Regions from separate parts of the Homo sapiens genome. Here regions 2, 3, 4 and 5 are each linked to region 1. A link is a contact called in ENCODE Hi-C or POLR2A ChIA-PET data. All regions are on one chromosome and are shown on one strand. The core of a region is the stretch at or near the end of the contact, and the rest is flanking DNA. Distances in the headings are between cores, read along the strand shown.

Region 1 (2,659 bases), core at 75-2,574:
ACCACAACCTCCGCCTCCTGGGTTCTATCAGTCCTCCTGCCTCAGCCTCCCAAGTAGCTGGGATTACAGGCATGTGCCGCCACACCCGGCTAATTTTGTATTTTTAGTAGAGACAGGGTTTCTCCATGTTGGTCAGGCTGAGTCTCGAACTCCCGACCTCAGGTGATCCACCCACCTCAGACTCCCAAAGTGCTGGGATTACAGGTGTGAGCCACCGCACCCAGCCAAAAAATAGCGTTTTAAAAAATTATGAGGTAGCTCAAGAGACAAGCTAATCATGTGATTTATCCAGAAAGGAAAGAACCCTCCTATCACATGATTCTCTGTTGATTAACGAAGAGGCCTCTGAAATATAAGTTTCCCACAGGGGGAAACTGGCTTAGAAAGATCAGAAAGATCCAGGAGGTCTGCTCTGTGCGGTGAAGCTTCTCTTCTTGGCACCTGCCTGGCATCGGAAGAGGGCCCCTTCTCCCTCCCTGGGCTTTTATGTGGACACTGTAATGCCTCAGTTTTCTTTCTTTCTTTTTGTTTTTGACACAGGATCTCACTCTATCACCCAAGCTGGAGTGCAGTGGCACCATCATAGCTCACTGCAGCCTCAAACTCCCCAGCTCGGGTGATTCTCCCCGCCTCAGCCTCCTGAGTAGTAGTAGCTGGGACTACAGATGTCTGCCACCAGCCTGGATTATTTATTTATTTATTTTGTAGAAACAAGAGTTTCGCCATGTTGCCCAGGCTGGTGTCAAACTCCTGAGCTCAAGCGATCCTCCTGCCTCGGCCTCCCAGAGTGCTGAGATCACAGGTGCGAGCCTCTGCACCCGACCTGTTTCCTCATCTGGAAAATGGCAGGGAAACGTTCTGCCAGCTGGGACGCAGGCTCTGCCAACTCTGGCATGCCAAAGCTCTGGGCACAGGGCGAGTCCCACCAGCGTGGGCGTCCAGAGCTATTTCTGACAAGACCCCTTTGCGCCTGCCCAGGGAAGAGCCAAGTGGCCCCAGGCAAGACCGCCCCGCCCGGCTGCCACACCTTCCCCTCAGAGCAGCCAGCCCCAACACAGAGGCCAAAGGGTTCGTCAGAGCCACATGGTGGAAACTCTAGCAGAGGGTTTTTGAAAGCAGGTTGCACTTCATTCTTACTGAGTGCACGTGTGTGTGTGTGTGTGTGTGTGTGTGTGTGTGTGTGTGTATGCAGCGCCCCTGGGTCTGTGTTTTTATTGCACTTTCCTGCTGGCTTCCAGCTGCACCGCCAGTTCCGGGGAGGGCCCTGGGCCAGCGGCTGTCCGCCCCCCCTCCTTCATAAAGTCCTGGCCTCGGGACAGCCTGCACAGCTGCCTAGCCTGTGGAGACGGGACAGCCCTGTCCCACTCACTCTTTCCCCTGCCGCTCCTGCCGGCAGCTCCAACCATGGGAGGCCGCGTCTTTCTCGGTAAGTACTTTGGGGCCCCGCTGGGAGGGGCGAGGAAGCTCCAGCGGGACCCCTTGGCTGCGTCTGAGAAACGGGAGGCGCCGCTGGTGTCTGTGGGGCCTGCGATAGAGGAAGCCACATGGTCAAGCAGGCACTCACGGGCACACGGCGAGAGGGGCTGGTGGTGCTTGGGCACCCCCACACCCCGGCAGGAACTCCAGGGTGCTCTTGGAGCCTGCTACCCTGCCTGGAGGGATCCTCAAGCTTTCTACTGGAGCCAGTCTGGCATCTGCTCCCTAAGAGGGGAAACTGAGGCACGGGGGAAGGAAAGGGGCAAAAAGTGAGTGCTGGGACCCTGAGAGCCGCTGTGCTTAATATAACGCATAGAAGGACATGGGCGGGGGTGGGGAAGCTAGAAGCCAGGACTTCTCCACTGCAAGGTACCCCCAATTTGTCCCTCGCAGTCTCAGCAGCAGGGGCAGCCCCCAGAGACCCCAGTTCTTGCTCCCCGCAGACCTGGCTGGGGCTCAGCTGCGGATCGAAGGGACTTTGCCTGGTTCTGGGTTTGAATTTGATTTTTGTTGTGACTTCCTGGGACTCCCTTTCCCGCCCCACCCAAGGTGACTGTAACGGTTATCAGGGTAGCTCGTTGCCTAAGCAACGGGGCAACAAAGAGAGTGAAGAAATGACATTTGGGGCAAAAACCAGAACTTCCTGGACCACAGGGACACAGCTTCCCTGGGCCAGCCCCAAGTGGCAGGTGTCAGCTCAGCACCCCGCCTTGGCTTGAGAGTGAGAGACAAGAGCCCACCTTGGGTTTCTTGGGGGCACACTTGTTGGGGGCAGTTGCCAAGACCTGGCTTCCCAAGGGTTCCACGCCCTGGCTGTCTGTGTCACCAGGGCCAAGTCAGAGAGCCTCTGCGCCTCACTTTTCTCATCTATAAAATGGAGCACAACCCGTCTCCGTCTTAGATTGTTTTAAGGGATGAGTGAGTTAGGACACAAACTATTCCTGGTTCACAGTAAGAATTAGGTAAACAGCATTTTAAAAGTGTTGGCTGGGCACAGTGGCTCACACCTGCAATCCCAGCACTTTGAGAGGCCGAGGCAGGTGGATCTCTTGAGCCCAGGGACTGGAGACTAGCCTGGGCAACACATCGAGACGTTGTCTCTACCAAAAACAAATTTTTTTTTTTTTTTTTGAGACAAAGTCTCGCTCTTGTCGCTCAGGCTGGAGTGCAATGGTGCAATCTC
Region 2 (2,659 bases), core at 63-2,562, 1.7 Mb after region 1:
AAAGTCTTCTTGAGCCAACTCTAGACCGGTGTGGTGGGGGGTGACAAAGAGAGGTGATGGGGTCTGTGGTTTGTAATCCATAGGCCTGAGCTTCTCAAACTAGGAGTGATGGGAGGATAGGACTCTTGGGATAAACAGAGGACTGAAAATTTAGGGAAAGTAGGGGACATTTTTATTAAAATGAACATGGCCTATATGCAAAAATTTTAAAGATTTAACCCGAGCCTTCAAAGAAAGTGATCCTGTAGGGGCGAGTCTCTTCTAGCCAAGCTCCCCAAAGCCCAGAAATGAGGGACTAGGTCTGAGCCCTTCAGCCCTTCAGAGTATTTTGGTAAGACAGTCTAAGAACCACTGCCTTGGGCCATAGGGAGCCATAGCAGGTTCTAGGCAGAAAGAGGGCAGGCGTATTTGTTAGAAAGTTTCTCTGACCCCGTGTTGGGGTCAGAACCAGAGGGAGAAAGGCTGGGGACAGGGATGGGCGGAGGGATCCACGCGCAGAGAATGAGATTGCTTAACTCCAGATCATGGTGAGGCTGCACCTCTGAAACTGGAATGTGTGTATTTCTGGAAAACATTTGGAGTCTTCAGTTTCCCAAAAGCTGCCATTGATCTCCCTAGAGTACTGGGGACCCCAATAAGCCCAAAACAGCTGGTCCTCAGGACGAGGGAAAGATGTGAAAATCCCACTATCAGGTAGCATGGATGGCGTGGTGCATGCTATCGCAACCCCTGTTCTACAGATAAGGAAACTGATGCCCAGAGAGAGACGGAGGACTCTTGTGAATATTGGGGGGGACCGCCCCTGCACCTCGGGGACGTGACCCCCCCCCCAGGCTGACCCGTTCCTCGCTCTGTCGTCCCCAGGTGGAGGAGGAGCTGACGCACCTCCAGAAGAAACTAAAAGGGACAGAGGACGAGCTGGATAAATATTCCGAGGACCTGAAGGACGCGCAGGAGAAGCTGGAGCTCACGGAGAAGAAGGCCTCCGACGTACGTGTGCAGGGATGCGGGAGCCCGCGGCGGGGCCAGGCCGGAGCCCCGGGGCCGGGAAGGCGGGGAGAGCCGCAGGGGGAGGAGGAAGAGGAGGAGGAGAAGGCGGCGCCTCCCAGCGCTTTCTCCAAATAAGTCCCGAAAAGGGGCACTTTCCAGCAGCTGTGGCCAGCGGTGCCGACGTCAGGCCCTCCCCCAGCGGTGCTGACGTCGGCGGTCCGGCCGGGTGACCTCATCGCCCCGACGGCAGCCGGCCCGGGGGGCGGGGAGAGGCGGGGGCGGCCCCCGCGCAGGCAAAGGCTTGGGGGGCCGGGGCGCGGCTGTGCAGCTCTCGCCGGAGCCGAGCCCAGCCGAGCGTCCGCCGCTGCCCGTGCGCCTCTGCGCCTCCGCGCCATGGCCGGCCTCAACTCCCTGGAGGCGGTGAAACGCAAGATCCAGGCCCTGCAGCAGCAGGCGGACGAGGCGGAAGACCGCGCGCAGGGCCTGCAGCGGGAGCTGGACGGCGAGCGCGAGCGGCGCGAGAAAGTGAGCGCCCCGGCCTCGGGCCCCGCACCCGCAGCCTCCTCCCCCGCGCGCCCTCCTTTCTTCCCGGCTTCCCGCGCTGCCCGCCCGCGCGCAGTCCTCGGGCCGCCTTTTTACGCCCTCGGACGCCGATCGCCGACCCACATCCCTGCGCCCGCAGCCAGGACCCCCTACTTCCTCCGCCGTCCTCCTTCCTGGGCCTGGGACAGGGGAGGGGGCGCCGCCTCCGGGTCGGGCGGGGCCGGCCAAGCGGGAAATGGGGGGATGGGGCGGAGGGGGTGAGCGATCTCCGGGTGGAGAAGTGGAGCGGCGGGAGGGGGCGTATCGTGCAGGCTCCGACTCCGGGGCTGGCGCCGGGGTCCCGGGCCGAGGGGAACCCGCGACCGGACTTGTGGGGGAGAATGAGGATGAAAACGTGGAGCTTCCATTGTCTAGGGTTTGACCGGCCGACAGGGATTTCGACGGGGGACCGGGGATCTGGGGAGGGGGTCGCACTTTCTCGCCTCTTTCGCGGCTTCCCGGCTTCTGCTTGCTTCCCTGACCGTTCCCAGGGGCGCGGCGGCGACGTGTCTGCTCCAGGCGGCGGGGGGGATGGGGGGTGGAGGAAGTTCAGCCCCAAGCCGCCCGCCTTTCTCCAGCTGATTCCTGCGGGAACCGGGGCGGCGGGACCCTGCCTCTCTCCAGAAGGCCCCGGGAACGCTGGCGCGGGGCCCTGAACCCACGATCGTTTGAGCGCCTGCTGTGCGCCTCCGCCGCGAGTCGCAGGGCCCGAGATAAACAATGGGTCTGAAAAAGGAGGGAGTTTCACCATCCTCTCTGCATCATCCTCCTGGCTGTCCCTCGGGACAGATGGTGGCACCGCCAGGGTCTGGGGACAGATTTGGATTCTGGTCCCATATCATGCCACCCACAGGCTTCATGACTTGGTATTTGCTCTCTAGGAGCTTTTTTCCCATCTGCGAGTAGGACTGATAAGAATCCCGACCCCCCAGAGTAGCAGGGAGGGTCCCAGGAGTAAATCTCAGGCGTGGAGCCTGGCGCTTTGTAAATAATCAATTGTGTTGTTGTTTTTTGTTGTTTTGTTTTTGAGGCAGTCTCACTCTGTCGCCCAGGCTGGAGTGCAGTGGTGCGATCTCGGCTCGCTGCA
Region 3 (2,659 bases), core at 56-2,555, 1.4 Mb after region 1:
CCTGTAATCCCAGCTACTCCGGAGGCTGAGGCAGGAGAATCACTTGAACCTGGGAGGCGGAGGTTGCAGTGAGCCGAGATGGCACCACTGTACTCCAGGCTGGGCAACAGATCAAGACTCTGTCTCAAAAAAAAAAAAAATTAATGGATGAAATATAAGGCTAGACATTTCTTTTCTTTTTTCTTTTTTTTCTGAAATACACCTCTTTCTTGCCTCCTTGGATATATTCTATCTTGTCTATCAAACTCTACTAATAAAATCCATTTGATATTTAATTTTTTAAAAACTGAGGTTCAGGCTGGGTGCAGTGGCTCACACCTGTAATCCCAGCACTTTGGGAGTTTGAGGCAGGAAGATCGCTTGAGCCCGGGAGTTTGAGGTCAGCCTAGGCAATGTAGTGAGACCCTGACTCTATTATAAGTAAGTAAGTGAAAAAAAAATTTTCAAGGTGACAAACCCAGGGAGGGGTAGGGCAAACTGGAATACCGGCAAGTCTGACTCAAGTGTCAGATCAGGTCATCCTATATAACCTCAGACATGCCCCAAACCCTGTGCTGCTCACATATATACTCAGTGACCACCCTCCCAGAAGACACTGCATTGTGTGCGTTTCAGCTTTTTGCGTCACCTCAGTGAAGGTGGTTTTCCTGTCCTTAGCCATAGTTTTCTCCCTTCACTAGGCTAAGAGGATTCAAAGGACAGGGATCATTCCAGTCTTTTCCCTTCAATAGCAGCATCTGAGTGGCTGACCAGAGAGGTATTTCCAAGAAGTGAAAACTGGGCTTGGGGTGAGAAAAGCTAAATGTCCTAAGGGGTTTCCTTTTAGATGACGGAGGGAGATACCAGGGGACTCCTCCCTCCCGGGAGGTAGGGGGAGGGGGTGCACCCGGCGGCTCCCCTGAGAGGCCCCACAGGCACATCTCAGGCTGTCCTCTGGGAAGAAATGACCCAGGAGCTGATATTCATGACCCTCCAAGAGACCCGGCAGCTTGTGGGCATCTCAGATGAGCCCCAGGCAGTTCTGAAACCCAGGACCAGGAAAAGATAAGAGGGTGGGCTGAGGTCACATCACCCTGTAACGTTTCCAAAAGGGAACTGTCAGGCCTCTGAGCCGAAGCTCAGCCATTGTAACCCCTGTGACCTGCACATATATGTCCAGGTGGCCTACAGGAGCCAAGAAGTCTGGAGCAGCTGAAAAACAAGGAAGTGAAACAGCCAATTCCTGCCTTAACTAATTAACCCACCTTACGACATTCCACCATTATGACGTGTTCCTGCCCTGCCCCAACTGATCAATCGACCCTGTGACATTCTTCTGGACAATGAGTCCCATCATCTCTCCACCATGCACCTTGTGACTCCCTCCTCTGCTGACAACAGATAACCACCTTTAACTGTAACTTTCCACAGCCTACCCCAGCCCTATAAAGCTGCCCCTCTCCTATCTCCCTTCGCTGACTCTCTTTTCAGACTCAGCCCACTTGCACCCAAGTGAATTAACAGCCTTGTTGCTCACACAAAGCCTGTTTAGGTGGTCTTCTATACGGACATGCTTGACACTTGGTGCCAAAATCTGGGCCAGGGGGACTCCTTCGTGAGACCGGCCCCCTGTCCTGGCCCTCATTCCGTGAAGAGATCCACCTGCGACCTCGGGTCCTCAGACCAGCCCAAGGAACATCTCACCAATTTCAAATCGGGTAAGTGGTCTCTTCACTCTTTTCTCCAGCCTCTGTCGCTACCCTCCAATCTCCCTGTCCAGTCTTTTTCTTCTCTAGTAGAGACAAAGGAGACACATTTTATCCGTGGACCCAAAACTCTGGCGCTGGTCACAGACTCAGGAAGACAGTCTTCCCTTGGTGTCTAATCACTGCGGGGACGCCTGCCTAATTATTCACCCACATTCCACTGGTGTCTGATCACCTTGGGGATGCCTGCCTTGGTCATTCACCCACATTCCCATGGTGGCAAGTCATTTGCGGGGACGCCTGCTTTGGCTGCTCACCCCCGCCCTTCTCCGTGTCTCTACTTCTCTCTTTAAACTTACCTCCTTCACTTTGGGCAATCTTCCGCCCTCCATTCCTCCCTCTTCCCCCTTAGCCTGTGTACTTAAAAACTTCTCTTAAACTAACACCTGATATAAAACTCAAACGTCTTATTTTCTTCTGCAATACTGCTTGGCCGCAATATAAACTTGACAATGGTTCCAAGTGGCCAGAAAACGGCACTTTTGATTTCTCCATCCTACAAGACCTAGATCATTTTTGTCAAAAAATGGGCACATGGTCTGAGGTGCCTTGCGTCCAGGCATTTTTTACACTTCGCTCCCTCCCAAGCCTCTGCTCCCAATGTGACTCATCCCAAATTTTTCTTCTTTCTCTCCCGTCCGTTCCTTCAGTCTCTACCCCAACCTCAGAGTCCCCTGAATCCCCCTTTTCTGCAGACCCCTCTGACCTCTCTCCCCCTCCCCAGGCCACTCCTTGGCAGGCTGAATCAAGTCCCAATTCTTCCTCAGCCTCCGCTCCCCCATCTTATAATTCTTCTATCACCTCCCCTCCTCAAACTTGGTCAGGCTTAGTTTCATTCCATGACTAGCTCTCCCCCACCTGCCCAACAATTTCCTCATAGAGAGGTGGCTGGAGCTGAGGGCACAGTAAAGGTT
Region 4 (2,659 bases), core at 44-2,543, 1.4 Mb before region 1:
TATACAAATGTCAGATCATATTGGTCAAGGCACTGTCACCCCACACAACACAGCTGCCATCTCTCCTCTGCATTGAGGACTATGGGCTCTGCAGCCTGAGTGCCTAATTTCAAATCTGGGCTCATCGGCCTCTTCTATTCACACTGATTATGTTACTGACCATCAGTTGTCACATCTGCAAAATGGGAATAACATGGCCATCAGCCAGGATTATGGAATGGATTGGACAAACAAGCTGAGACCAAAGTGGGGCACAGAACATGAGCTCTACGGATAAACAGCCCAGATCCTGGCCCCATGGATCTAGCCTTCTGGGTGGCCCACGGGCCCCTCAGCATCCTACGCCTGTGACTCTGTCACTGTCCACTTGCCCAAGTCAGAAGGCTGGACTTCATCTGTGCGCCCCCTGCCTTGTCCTGAATCCCACGCCTTCCCCACCTCCCCCAAGCTTCCTTCCCATAGCCAGACATCATGCCCTCCAGCTTGGGGAAGTGCCAGCTTCTTCTTTCATCCCTTCACCTCCAGTCCTGTCCATGCCAATTCTTCCCAAAGGTGATGTGGATAGCACACTCATCTGACCGGCTCTAGCTCCTGCTATCGCTTCCCAGTTCCCTCATGAGGTAAAGACCTAAGAGGCTTTGCAATTACAGCTATGCTGGTCTCCCTTGCCGCCTGCCATCCCCCAAGATCCCGGCCACTGATCTCTAAAGTGCTATCACTTTCCTCAACAGAGAACAGACTCAGCCGTCACCTGCACCAGGCCGCTCTCCCTGACCCCCAAGGCTGGGTCAGCTGTCACAGCTGGGTCCCCTGTTTTCCCCCATCACTCTGGTTCTTGAAGCACCTTCCTATTACGTCGCAACCTGCGTGAGGGCAGCAACCGCGACTTCCTCGTCCATCATCGTACCCTCTACCCACGCTGACCGTGCCTCAATAAACGTTTATTGCATGAGGAACATCCGTGCGTCTGGGCCCTCACTCGTCCCACTTCCCGCCCGCACATCCCGGAGTGGACACATATACAGCTACCCCAAACTAGGCCTGAGGGAATTTGGCTTGGACGTAGAGCGCCCGTGGCAAGGGGACTGTAGGTGCAAGGGCAAGGCGGTCCGGCATCACGGGCCCGGCTCACCTCGCCCAGCGCCTGAAGGCTCTTCACGGCGCCCACCACCGCCTGGTGCTCCATGCCCAGCTCAGCCGCCAACTCGGCGCTGTCCAGGCCGCCATCAGACGCCTCCAGCCGCCGGAGCAGCAGTTCCGCCACCTGACCATCCGCCATGACTCCTTCCAGTGTGCTCAGCGTGTCCGGGCCCGGGTGGGCGGGGGGAGCTGAGCCACCGGAACCGGAACCGGAGTGTGTACCGCCATCTTGAATGTGTCTAACTGTAGAACAGGGCTCAATGTGTCGTCATCTTGAGTGTGGCGACGGAGCCGCAAAAGGTGCATGGGACTCAGTTCCCACCTCCACCCTGGCTCCATCAATGGCGTCTGGTTGACCAGAGGGGTAAAATTGATTATCTCAAGGTCAGAAGCACCGCCCTGTTTTGAGTTTTATCTAGCCTCACTTCGAGCGGGCTGTGTGACCTTGGACTTCCCCGTCTCTGGGTTACAGAACCCTCTGCCCTTCTGGTATTCTCTCTTGCCCTAGGAGAGGCGGTGGGTGGTGGGCTCCAGAGATGGTCATTTTGGCGATGTCAGCTACTTTTAAAATTTCAAAGGAAGGCTGGGTAGGTACCGTCCCTTTTTATAGAGGGAAAAGGAATTCACCTAGTAAGTCAAGGTGGCACCTAACCTGTGTGGACTACCTCGTATGTGGTAGTACTTAGCCCAGAACTGAGTACTTCACGTGTAGTATTTCATTTATCCCCAAAACTTTATGATGTAGATACTGATATAACCGCATTACACATGTGAGAAAACTGAGGCTCAGAGGGTGGTATGACTTGCCCAAGGTTCTACAGAGAGTTGGTGGAAATGAAGTCATAAATTATAAACCTTCCAGATCCTCCCACCCCTGTGCGCTGAGAGTAACGTCAGTGCAAATACTGCATGGCCTAGATTAGCACTGTCCTATAGAAACACAGTGCAAAACATCTTTCTTTTTTGAGACAGGGTCTTGCTCTGTCACCCATGCTGGAGTGCAGTGGTGCAATTATGGCTTACTGCAGCCTTGACTTCCCAGGCTCTAAGGATCCTCCAACCTTAGGCTCCTGAGTAGCTGGAACTGCAGGTGCGCGCCACCACACCCAGCTTTTTTTTTTTTTTTAAGTATGGGTTTTGGCCATGTTGCCCAGGCTGGTCTCAAACTCCTAGGCTCAGGTTATCCTCCTGCATCGGTCTCCCAAAATGCTGGCATTAGAGGCATGACCCACCTCGCCCAGCCAGCCAGACCCTGACTCTTACAAAAAAAAAGATGACTAATAAAATATTTTGCACTCGGCCGGGCACAGTGGCTCACCTCTGTAATCCCAGCACTTTGGGAGGCCGAGGCGGGTGGATCACCTGAGGTCGGGAGTTTGAGACCAGCCTGACCAACATGGAGAAACCCCGTCTCTACTAAAAATACAAAATTAGCAGGGCGTGGTGGCGCATGCCTGTAATCTCAGCTACTTGGGAGGCTGAGGCAGGAGAGTCGCTTGAACCTGGGAGGCAGAGGTTG
Region 5 (2,659 bases), core at 62-2,561, 1.3 Mb before region 1:
ACTGATCCTGGGATCCCCAGAAACCCCAAGATTAACCCTGTTATCCTCAGATCTAAAGATCCAACCCAGAGACTCCTCATTAACTCATTGATGCCATGTGAGCTTGGAATCCCTCCAAGATGGACTCTGACCCTTCACGGAAGGCCCCCAGCCCCCACCCAGGCTGACCCTCTGCACCTCAAGAATGACCCTGCGGTTCTTCCCATTGCTGTCCCTGAAAGTGCTCCATAATTGCTTGAGTGACCCCCACTCCCACTGCAAACATCCCCCATAGCAACCCTGTGACCCCACTACTGACACTATGACCTCAAATGCTGACCCTAGACCCCCAAACACTGACCCCACTGCCCAGTCCAGTCCAGTCATGCCCCAACCCTCCCTCTGGCTTGGAAGCCCCCATCCTCATCAGCATCCACGCTTTTTAAAATTTGTTTATTTTTTTAGAGACAGGGTCTCCCTCTGTTGTCCAGGCTGGAGTGCAGTGGTGCAATCATAGTGCACTGCAGCCTCAAATTCCTGGGCTCGAGCCATCCTCCTGTCTCAGCCTCCTGAGTAGCTGAGAGTACAGGCATGTGCCACCATGCCCGGCTAATTTAAAAAAAAAAATTTTTTTTGTAGAGGCAGGTTCTCACTCTGTTGTCCAGGGTGGTCTGGAACTCCTGGGCTCAAGTGATCCTCCTGCCTCAGCCTCCCAAAGTGCTGGGATTACAGGCATGCACCACAATGCCCCGCGATCATCCACAGTTTTGCATACTGTTTTGACATCCCTGTTTGCTCTTGGTTCCAGAGTCCAGGATGTCCCAGCAAGGTGTGAGACTGTTGGCCCCTCTGCCCTGTCTTCCTCAGCTAGGCCCTGGGGAAGCAGGCCTGGCCCCTCACTAGTGGGTCCCTGCTGGTGAATGAATGAATGAAGGAATGAACAAAGGAATGCAGGCTGGGTCCCAGGCCCGGGATCCTCCACCTTTAGGCCCGCTCCCCTCTTACCCCAGCACTGTTCTTGCAGCCTGGTGAGTGCCCTGGCTCTGTCCCGTCAGGGCTGGCAGTCTGGGCCAGGGTGTGGTTTCCAGCGTCAGGCCAGGCTCTGCTGTCTCGCGAGGGTCCGGCCTCAATGCTCCAGGCCCCGGCGTTGGGCCGCGCCTCCTCGTGGGCCTCGGAAGGCCAGGATAGCCGAGGTCTCCGCGTAGGTCCCCCCCAGGGAAAGTGAGCGGCTCCCGGGCCGGCCCGCCTTCTCCCCGCCCCCGGCGGCCCGGTTTCCTCCCTCTCACCCCTGGCGGCGCAGCGGCCGGAGGATGCTGGCCCAGTGCAGATAAGGGCCAGGCTGCCTGGCCGCGCCTGATAAGGAGCCTGGCTGACCCCGGAGGAAACCAGCGGGCGGGGACCTAGCAGCGCGGGCCTCCCGGCCCCGCCCCCAGCCGGCGCTGGCAGGACTCGGTCCGCCACCCCTCAGGGCTTCGCCTTCCGCTCCCCCAGCCACTGTAGGGACCCCGGGCCTCTGGGGACCCGGGCCCCAGGGCAGCCGGGGAGGGAGGTGCCTGGATGCACGCAGGGGGTAAACTGAGGCAGGGAAGCTGCCTCCTCTTATGTCCGAGTCTGCCCTTTGGCTTTGCACACTCCCTGCCCGAATGTCTGTGCTGATGGGGGTGAGGGAGAGCCCTTTCCGGCCCGTTGGGGCCGCGTGACCCTGGGCCCCCACCTCCTCTCCTCACCCAGCCTGGTTCCTCTTTTTACAGAGGCCCTTCCCTCCTCTCCACCACCCCTACCCGGGAGTGGGGCACCCAAAGGGGAACAGTTCTAACAGTCTGGCCTTGGGTGTCCAGCCTGGGCAGGTGTCCCAAGCCCTCAGCACAGTATCCACACATTTCCAAGCCCAGGAGGGTGAGAGGAAGAGCCATGGCTGTCAGGGGTGGGGTGGGGAAGTTGGATTTCCTAGGGTGCTGGGGCTGGTGTGACCTTCCAGTAGATGCCCAACAGGTCCCCACAACTATAGGCCTCTTGGCTACAGGATCACATAACTCCAACTTGGTGGTCCATGGCCCTCACCCCACAGCACCCGGCCCCTTCATGGGGGGCAGTTATCCTGGCTTGGTGGTAAACCTCAAGACCCTACTGGAGCCTCCCACAGGGAGAGGCTCTGGGCACAGCCAGGCAGCAGCAGCTACCAGACTGCCACCCACTTGTGATACTCATGCTTTGGCCCGTCTGTGTATCTGGGCAACTGCAAGAGCCCCCAGGCAGGCAGGCACCCAGCAGCAGGACTACCAACCCCCCCCCCCCCCCGCCCAGGAATGGGGTGGAGCCCAGGACCCCACGATCAACACCTCCATTGCTTTCCTCCAAAGAAGCAGGAACTAAAGTTTTATGCAGTAAAGGCCGGGCTTGGTGGCTCATGCCTGTCATCCCAGCACTTTGGGAGGCTGAGGCTGGCGGATTGCTTGGGCTCATGAGTTTGAGACCAGCCTGGGAAACATGGCAAAACCCCATCTCTACAAAAAATACAAAAATTAGCTGGTTGTGGTGGTGCGTGCCTGTAGTCCCTGCTACTCTGGAGGCTGAGGTGGGAGGATGGCGTGAGCCTGGGAGGTGGAGGCTGCAGTGAGCCAATATTGCGCCACTGCACTCCAGCCTGGGCCACACACCTAGACCTTGCCTCAAAAAAAAA

Evidence for each region. A loop is a pair of places that touch in the nucleus more often than their neighbours do. ChIA-PET counts read pairs that join two places held with the same protein, here RNA polymerase II (POLR2A). Pooled maps may share reads with other maps.
Region 2: a loop to region 1 is called in a pooled map, with 6 times the contacts of the local background. The contact joins the promoter of TPM4 here to the promoter of ADGRE5 in region 1. A Hi-C loop is called at or near these places in 6 of 50 pooled maps. POLR2A ChIA-PET finds 5 or more read pairs at or near these places in 2 of 52 experiments (B cell and H1).
Region 3: a loop to region 1 is called in a pooled map, with 4 times the contacts of the local background. The contact joins the promoter of UCA1 here to the promoter of ADGRE5 in region 1. A Hi-C loop is called at or near these places in 3 of 50 pooled maps. POLR2A ChIA-PET finds 5 or more read pairs at or near these places in 2 of 52 experiments (CD4-positive, alpha-beta T cell and activated CD4-positive, alpha-beta T cell).
Region 4: a loop to region 1 is called in a pooled map, with 2.5 times the contacts of the local background. The contact joins the promoter of FARSA here to the promoter of ADGRE5 in region 1. A Hi-C loop is called at or near these places in 2 of 50 pooled maps. POLR2A ChIA-PET finds 5 or more read pairs at or near these places in 3 of 52 experiments (AG04450, CD8-positive, alpha-beta memory T cell and naive thymus-derived CD4-positive, alpha-beta T cell).
Region 5: a loop to region 1 is called in a map of B cell, with 11 times the contacts of the local background. The contact joins the promoter of LYL1 here to the promoter of ADGRE5 in region 1. A Hi-C loop is called at or near these places in 1 of 168 maps with a recorded cell type or tissue (B cell), 1 of 37 single-sample maps with no recorded cell type and 5 of 50 pooled maps.

What each region holds. Positions count from the first base shown.
Region 1 is chr19:14,380,120-14,382,778 of GRCh38, forward strand. It overlaps ADGRE5 (adhesion G protein-coupled receptor E5), which reads left to right and starts at 1,325. Exons shown (of 20, transcript NM_078481.4): 1 at 1,325-1,426. The coding sequence starts at 1,405.
Region 2 is chr19:16,075,183-16,077,841 of GRCh38, forward strand. It overlaps TPM4 (tropomyosin 4), which reads left to right and starts at 1,313. Exons shown (of 8, transcript NM_003290.3): 1 at 1,313-1,515. The coding sequence starts at 1,384. RefSeq lists enhancers at 197-926, 927-1,654, 1,655-2,384 and a silencer at 963-1,872.
Region 3 is chr19:15,827,642-15,830,300 of GRCh38, forward strand. UCA1 (urothelial cancer associated 1) reads left to right here and starts at 1,306. Exons shown (of 3, transcript NR_015379.3): 1 at 1,306-1,697. LOC124900418 (collagen alpha-1(I) chain-like) reads left to right here and starts at 1,306. Exons shown (of 3, transcript XM_047439793.1): 1 at 1,306-1,697. RefSeq lists an enhancer at 550-1,749.
Region 4 is chr19:12,932,418-12,935,076 of GRCh38, forward strand. FARSA (phenylalanyl-tRNA synthetase subunit alpha) reads right to left here and starts at 1,294. Exons shown (of 13, transcript NM_004461.3): 1 at 1,133-1,294. The coding sequence starts at 1,279. FARSA-AS1 (FARSA antisense RNA 1) reads left to right here. Exons shown (of 3, transcript NR_149078.1): 2 at 553-620; 3 at 732-879. RefSeq lists enhancers at 897-966, 977-1,476, 1,198-1,492 and a silencer at 2,529-2,634.
Region 5 is chr19:13,101,547-13,104,205 of GRCh38, forward strand. LYL1 (LYL1 basic helix-loop-helix family member) reads right to left here and starts at 1,312. Exons shown (of 4, transcript NM_005583.5): 1 at 985-1,312. RefSeq lists a cis regulatory region at 1,065-1,985 and a silencer at 1,085-1,694.